Regions from separate parts of the Homo sapiens genome. Here region 1 is linked to region 2. A link is a contact called in ENCODE Hi-C or POLR2A ChIA-PET data. All regions are on one chromosome and are shown on one strand. Each heading gives the region's core, a stretch centred on a gene start or an enhancer-like site at or near the end of the contact. The rest is flanking DNA. Distances are from core to core; before and after follow the strand shown.

Region 1 (3,538 bases), core at 257-2,756, 100 kb after region 2:
GCCTCTCCGACTTTAATGAGCACGCACGGCACCTGAGGATCTTTTTAAATGCAGAGTCTGGTTTGATAAGTCTAGGGTGGGGTCGAAGGTTCTGCATTTTCTGATGCAGGTGATGCCAGTGCCTCTGATCTGGGACAACAGCTCTGAGTAGTAATGCTGTAGAGGAAGGTGTCTGAAGACTCAGGAACATGAGGATCTAATGGATCTATTAAGTCAGGGAGTGGGGGGGTCTCAAATTTTAGTGCAAATCAGAATCACCTGGAAGCCTTATTAAAACACAGATTTCTGGGTCTCACCCCTACAGTTTCTGATTCTATAGATCTGAGGTTAGGCCCAAGAATTTGCGTTTCTAACAAGTTCTCAGATGATGCTGATGCTGTTGGTCCAGGGACCACACCTAGAGAAGTGGCTGTCTACCATCCTCCCAATCCACTCCCTGACCTTTCCCTTGACTACCCTGACTGTCCACCTAGGCGGGGTTTTGCACGTCTTTAAGAGTACAGCTAGCTTTTTCTGGAGCAGGCCTTCTACTTTGTTATGGGCCTGAAGGTAATAAGAGGTAAGGGAGGGGACCTGAGGAGAGTTAGCATTAGCATATGGGGCAACTGCCCTGGGAACAATGATTGTAAGGCTTTTATGCAGAGGAGAGATAGCTCCTTCAGCCAGAATAAAAGGTTTAGAGGAGAACAGAGGTTCAAAAGTCTCAGCCCAATCAGGCCTGCCTTTCAGGCATCCTGTATCCCCTTCCTGTATCTGAGAGTCCTCCCCGAGAACCTTGCCTTGGCATAAAAGACTTGGCCGCGTTATGCATTTAATTGCTGCTGCAAATCTACAACTTTAACAGTCAGACCATAGACTTAGTTCTTAGCCATATTTACCCTTCAATTACCGGAAATAAGGAACCCCTCAGGGCCACCATGGAGGCATTCTGGTTTTCCATGCGTCTTTTTAATTGTATTTCCATAGCCTTGATTTTCTCTTTTTCCCTATATAAATTTCTTAGGATAGTAAAAAGAATCCAGTTGTTTCTACTATTTTTTAATCACTGTTGTTGCCATAGCAATTAAGTGCCGGCGCTACTTGATCTCTTAATGCCTTGCCCATCACCTGCATTCCCTCCCATGCTCCCACCATTGATAATGTGGGTAATGATGATGTCACCACATGCCATGGATTACTCACTTCCTCATTCTTCCCCAGCAAGGTTATCGCTGTGTTCCTCAAATACATGAGCAACGGAATTCCAGAATCCCATTTTGAGGAACTATTTTCTGATTTCACAATGGCTATGTCAGTCTGAGTTCAAATAGGAAACAGATGGCACACTGAAATTAGTATAATTCAAGGAGGCTTTTATGAAGGGGCCATTTATGAAGGTTTGGACAGGGTATCAGGGACTCACAAAGGATAATGTAATCATCCAGAACTAATAACAGCAGAATTACTGACATCCCTAGGCCTGAAGGGATGAAGACAGGGAATGGTTTCTGGAATCCAGAAGGAAATTCCTGCAGAGTGAGCCATGTGGAGAGCAGTAGTGACTTGTGGTCAAAGGACACAGCCAGCTCAGGACGTGTAAGGGAGCTCTGTGGCTGGGTATCTGCATTGGCTGAACCCAACACAAAGCCAGAAGGCAAGGACTCCACTGGCATAGACCATGAGGGGGCTCTCCTAGGAAAGCGAAGGGGGAGGAAGCGTGGAGAGTGGATTTGGCCTGGTGAATGTTCCCCTAAACTTTTTCCGATACTGTTACTGTTTATTTTTCTTCACATTTAAATCTATCGTCTTGCTCTTTGTTTTCTATTTGTCTCATCTGGTTTTTGTTCCTTTATTTCTCTGTCCTTGCCTTCTTCAGGACTAATTACTTTTATTATTCTATTTTTTTCCTCTATTACCTTGTTAGTTTTATTAATACATTCTTTTTTTATTCTTCTAGTGGTTACTATAGAGATTAAAATATCTCCTTACATCACTATGAACTCATGTTTAGTTTAATATAGACACAGATAATTACATCCAGAAATATGTTTATATATCACACATACATATATACATAGGCACATACATCATACATACTTGTATATGACATGCACGTATATATATACATGTGTGTGTACACAGGCTAGTGTACACACATATCTTCCCTTACTCTGTCAGCTGAGAAGGCCTAGGAGCAAAGAACACCCCTAGCATCCAGTTCTAATGCCATTCTCATAACAGAAACCGGGGCTCCTCAGAGAAATGGATGGCTCAAATTGAAACAGAAAATATACAGGAGGACCCTGAATCATATTGTAGTACCGGAAAGTAAAGGAGTGTTAAAAAATGTTGAGAGTATGCCAAAAGGACACAGGAGTCAAATCAAAGAGCTCCCAATGGTCAACGCTGAAAATTTTTAAGCAAAAAAAAAAAAAAATAAGTAAAATAGTACTGGATTATAACTCAAAGTATAAAATAAATATCCAAGACTCCAGACTGATATAAATGAATGACTAAATATGTAAATAAATGGGAGAGGAGAAATCTCCCTTGCACCACGATTCCAAATAATTTATGTAGATACTCTGCCCTTGAAAAGGAGGGAAAGAATAATACCCCACTCCTTAATTATGGGGTGTACATAGTGACTTCCTTCCAAAGAGTACACTATTGAAAGGTGAAATAAAATAATTTTACAGTGGAGAAACCTGACAAACACTACCTCTGCCAGGGGATCAAGGTCAACATCAATGGCGATAGGTCATGTGGATAGTGTGTTCTTCTTGATAGGATGTGATGCAAATGACACTTTACCACTTGTTCTTCCTTCCTCCCCCTAAAAACAGGTCACCCCAATCTAATTATGAGAAAAACATCAGACAAATCTCAGCTGAGGGACATTCTATGAAATACCCAACCAGTTCTGCTCAGAACTGTGAAAAACAAGGACACATGAATGTATATGTGTATGTCATATACATATCCATTTGAGAAACTGTCACAGCCACAAGGAGCCTAAGCAGGCATAACAAGTAAATGTAATGTGGGATCCTAGATCAAATCCTGGACAAAAAAGGACAGTAGGTAAAAATTACAGAAATGTAAATACAGTGTGAATTTTAGCTAATGTATCAATATTGATTCATTACTTGTGACAAATATGTCATAATGTAAGATGTTAATAACGGGAAAGGGAATGTGGGGCACAGGAAAGCCCTCTGTACTATCTTCTCAATGTTTCTGTAAATCTAAAACTATCTAAAATAAGAAGTATATTTTAAAAATAGAACTCCTTGGCTCACTAGAGTTTGCCTTAAATTAGTACTTTTATTACTTCTCAAACAATGAAAGAAACTCACAACAGTTTAATTCCATTTATCCTTCTCTTCCTCCCTTTTGTGTAATTTTTGTCATCTATGTTATTTCTTTTTTTTGTTGTTTTTTTTTTAGATGGAATCTTGCTCCATTGCCTAGGCTGGAGTGCAGTGGCGTGATCTCGGCTCACTGCAACCTCCACCTCCCAGGTTCAAGGGATTCTTGTGCCTCAGCCTCCTGAGGG
Region 2 (3,243 bases), core at 198-2,697:
CTGAGCCAGAAACCTCCTCTGACCCCAGCCCCAGCCCCAGCCCTGGCCCAAAGCACTGCTGAAAATCCACACCCAGCATCCTCTCCTAAGCCGGCCATAACTGCTCAGTTTGTCCTACTTCAGAATGGGTACAATCACTCTTCCCTTCCTGGGAAGGGCAGGGAAGCCAGTGGCATGTGAAGGGGTTGGGGAGTGGGGGAGGTCGCAGGAATCTTCCCCTCCCTCAGGGAGGGGCCCCGTTGGGCTAGGCCCCCTCCCCCTCAGGGCCTGAAGGAATGTCGGGGGAAGGCTCCCAGGGACACAAAAGCCTCTGGCCAGACCCAGGAGAGCATGGTACTGACAGTCCCTGAGGGACAAGGCATTCTTGGAACAGAGCAGGGCCCAGGGCAGCAGGTGCCCCAGACTCCCTGCTTCCAGAGAAGCACCTCTGCAGATGCCAAGTGAAGAGGCGCACCTCTGACACCTCCCTGCCCCGCACACCCCTCACCTCCAGGAGGCCCGGCTTCTTTAGGCCCACCGTGGTCAGGCCCCAAGCCTGCGGTCCACACCCACCTCTCACCTAGCTCTCCACCCCCAACAGCGAAGGTGCCACGCCGAGGGCTGGCACACACGTCTCCTGCCTGACACACCACGCAACACCTCCGTGGGCTGACACGCATGGCTCCCGGCCCTCACGCAGCTCGGCCACCGCCCAGGCACACGCACGGGCTCACCCGCGGGGCCACTCACACACGTGTGCGCGCTGCCTGGCCACGCTCGGATCCCCTCCTTACTTGCTCCCCCACCATCGGGCTTGCTGGCCGCCCATCGCCGGCAGGGCCCAGGCCGGGGCGAGGGCGCCAACACAGGTTCCTCCCTGACACATGGGAGCCAGCCAGCCTGTTATCTCTCAACCACCAGCCCCCAATATCAACCCACACACCCGGCAGGCCAGGAGGGACCAAGGCTCCTGGGAGGACCTCTCCCCAAGCTGCAGGAAAATCTGGGTGTGTCTCTCGTCGGGGAACTCAGCCCGTCCCTTCCTTCCTTTAAGATGGATGGAAGGGAAAAGGTGCCTGGCAAAGTTAGGGTAGCGGGGGGAGGGAGGGGAGAGGAGGAGGGAGAGAGGTAAATGCAGGGGTGGTGGAGGAAGGCCCGGGTGTAGGCAAATGGGGGCCAGAGACGGGGGTGTGGGGGAGGGAGGGTGCTGGCGAGGCCCGGCCCCAGGGAGCTGGGACCTCCCACCCACTGGCCCCGGGAACACCCTCGCCCACAGCCTGGGCAGGGCAGGGCAGGGCTGGGCCGGGCTGGGCCGGGCTGGCCAGGCAGGGGGCGCCGGCACGTGGAGAGTCCGTGGAAGGTCCAGACTCACCCGTAGGGGCCAGGCGGGCAACGGCGGAGCGCTCGGAGGGAGCAGGGCCAGAGAGAAGTCCCCGGGGCCAGCCTGCCTGCCTGCCACTTCCTCATCTGCTGGGCCGACTTTCTGTCACCAGAGGGGGAGGGGCGGGCCGCGCGGGGGGCGCCCGCTGATTGGGCGGCCGGCAGGGCCGGAGGCCGGCAGCGCAGGCTCGGCCGGGGCGGGGGCAGGGGCGTGCCGCCGGGTCCCAGCAGGAAGCGCCGCGGCCCGGGCTTCCCACCCCTTCCCTCGCCGCCCGGGCCCGCCCTGGCCAGTTGCAGCGGCCTGGCCACCTCAGGAGCACGCTGTCTCTTCCCGACGTGCAGCCCGGGGCCCGGCCCTGTCCCCGGGTGACTGCTCCCCGGCAGGACTGCACATCTGTGGCGGCAGGCCCAGCTCAGGGCTCGGGGGAGGTTCGGCCTTGCCTTCAAAGAGCTCCCTCTCCTGCAGGGCGAGCGCAGAGCGGCGGGCGAGACCACACTGCGTGTGCTGAGGGCGCACTGGTCTTAGCGGGAGGGAAGCCTCACGAGCCTGTACACTTGGAGGAGCCCTAAGCGTTAGGATCTGCTGCGAGGGCTGCCTGGAACGGAGGTGAGAGGATACAAGTGGCCCGGGGCAAGCATAGTGAATCACTGGCTAATCTGGCCTTCGAGGTAGTGAAAGGAAAAAAGGGAAATGAAGCTGACTGTGGCTGAATGTAGTAGGTCTTGAAGGCCAAATGGGGCGATCTGATTTTTATTCTAGAAGCAGAGGAGAAACTAAAGATTTTTTTAGGAGACTATATTCAAGCTTGTATCATTAGTTCATCAGACGTTTATGGACCACCCACCGTCCGTGCACTCACGGGGCTTGCAGTCTATCTGGCTGAATCACTTTGGCAGCCAGTGTGAGGAGGGCACAGAAAGGAGACCAGGTGAGAAAGCCAGCCTGACCAAAGAAGATGTGGCAACTGATGGGATTGGAGGAGGCGGACAATGTCCTCCAGACAGCTGGACTGGCTCTCTATATATTTATTTATCTCTTCTACACCTCCAGCCCCCACCTCCACACTCACTAACTGGACTCAACTAGTGGGGGCAAAGGACAGACTAGATTTTAGTGAAATGGAATTTCTACCTCCAGCGGCCCCTGGAACAGTAGCACACAACGATCTAACAACTGCTTGTATGATTGGATGGTGTAAGTGCGGACAGAATTAGGGAATTTGGGCTACTCTGGGCACACTGCTTATGGGGCAGCCCTGCTCCGCAAGGAAAATAAACACATTTTTTTAAAAAAAGGCCGGGCGCGGTGGCTCACGCCTGTAATCCCAGCACTTTGGGAGGCCAAGGCAGGCGGATCACGAGGTCAGGAGATCGAGACCATCCTGGCTAACACGGTGAAACCCCATCTCTACTAAAAATACAAAAAATTAGCCGGGCGTGGTGGCGGGCGTCTGTAGTCCCAGCTACTCGGGAGACTGAGACAGAATGGTGTGAACCCGGGAGGCAGAGCTTGCAGTGAGCCGAGATCGCACCACTGCACTCCAGCCTGAGCAATAGAGCAAGACTCTGTCTCAAAAAAAAAAAAAAAAAAAAAAAAAAGGCCGGGTGCGTTGGCTCACGCCTGTAATCCCAGCACTTTGGGAGGCTGAGGCGGGCAGATCACCTGAGGTCAGGAGTTTGAGAACAGCCTGGCCAACATGGTGAAACCCCGTCTCTACTGAAAATACAAAAATTAGCCAGGCATGGTGGCGCAAGCCTGTAATCCCAGCTACTCGGGAGGCTGAGGCAGAAGAATTGCTTGAACCTGGGAGGCGGAGGTTGCAGTGAGCCGAGATCAAGCCACTGCACTCCAGCCTGGAGTGCAGGGCAAGACTCCGTCTCAAA

The links. Hi-C counts contacts between places; a loop is a spot of excess contacts on that map. ChIA-PET counts read pairs that join two places held with the same protein, here RNA polymerase II (POLR2A). Pooled maps may share reads with other maps.
Region 1: a loop to region 2 is called in a map of endothelial cell of umbilical vein, with 16 times the contacts of the local background. The contact joins the enhancer-like site here to the promoter of ELOVL1 in region 2. A Hi-C loop is called at or near these places in 1 of 168 maps with a recorded cell type or tissue (endothelial cell of umbilical vein) and 3 of 50 pooled maps. POLR2A ChIA-PET finds 5 or more read pairs at or near these places in 4 of 52 experiments (HEK293, SK-N-SH, activated CD4-positive, alpha-beta T cell and 1 more).

What each region holds. Positions count from the first base shown.
Region 1 is chr1:43,471,470-43,475,007 of GRCh38, forward strand. No RefSeq gene overlaps it. Among named protein-coding and RNA genes, the nearest start is that of HYI, 19 kb to the left of the region's middle. RefSeq lists an enhancer at 345-1,544. Within about 2 kb of position 1,507, at least 8 of the 41 ENCODE cell types and tissues checked have a DNase peak (open chromatin) inside an H3K27ac peak, as active enhancers do; they include endothelial cell of umbilical vein, where a contact is called at or near this core.
Region 2 is chr1:43,366,564-43,369,806 of GRCh38, forward strand. It overlaps ELOVL1 (ELOVL fatty acid elongase 1), which reads right to left and starts at 1,448. Exons shown (of 8, transcript NM_022821.4): 1 at 1,352-1,448. LOC112268225 (a long non-coding RNA gene) reads left to right here and starts at 1,649. Exons shown (of 2, transcript XR_007066049.1): 1 at 1,649-3,243. RefSeq lists enhancers at 155-889, 890-1,624, 2,218-2,297 and silencers at 1,098-1,777, 2,717-2,902.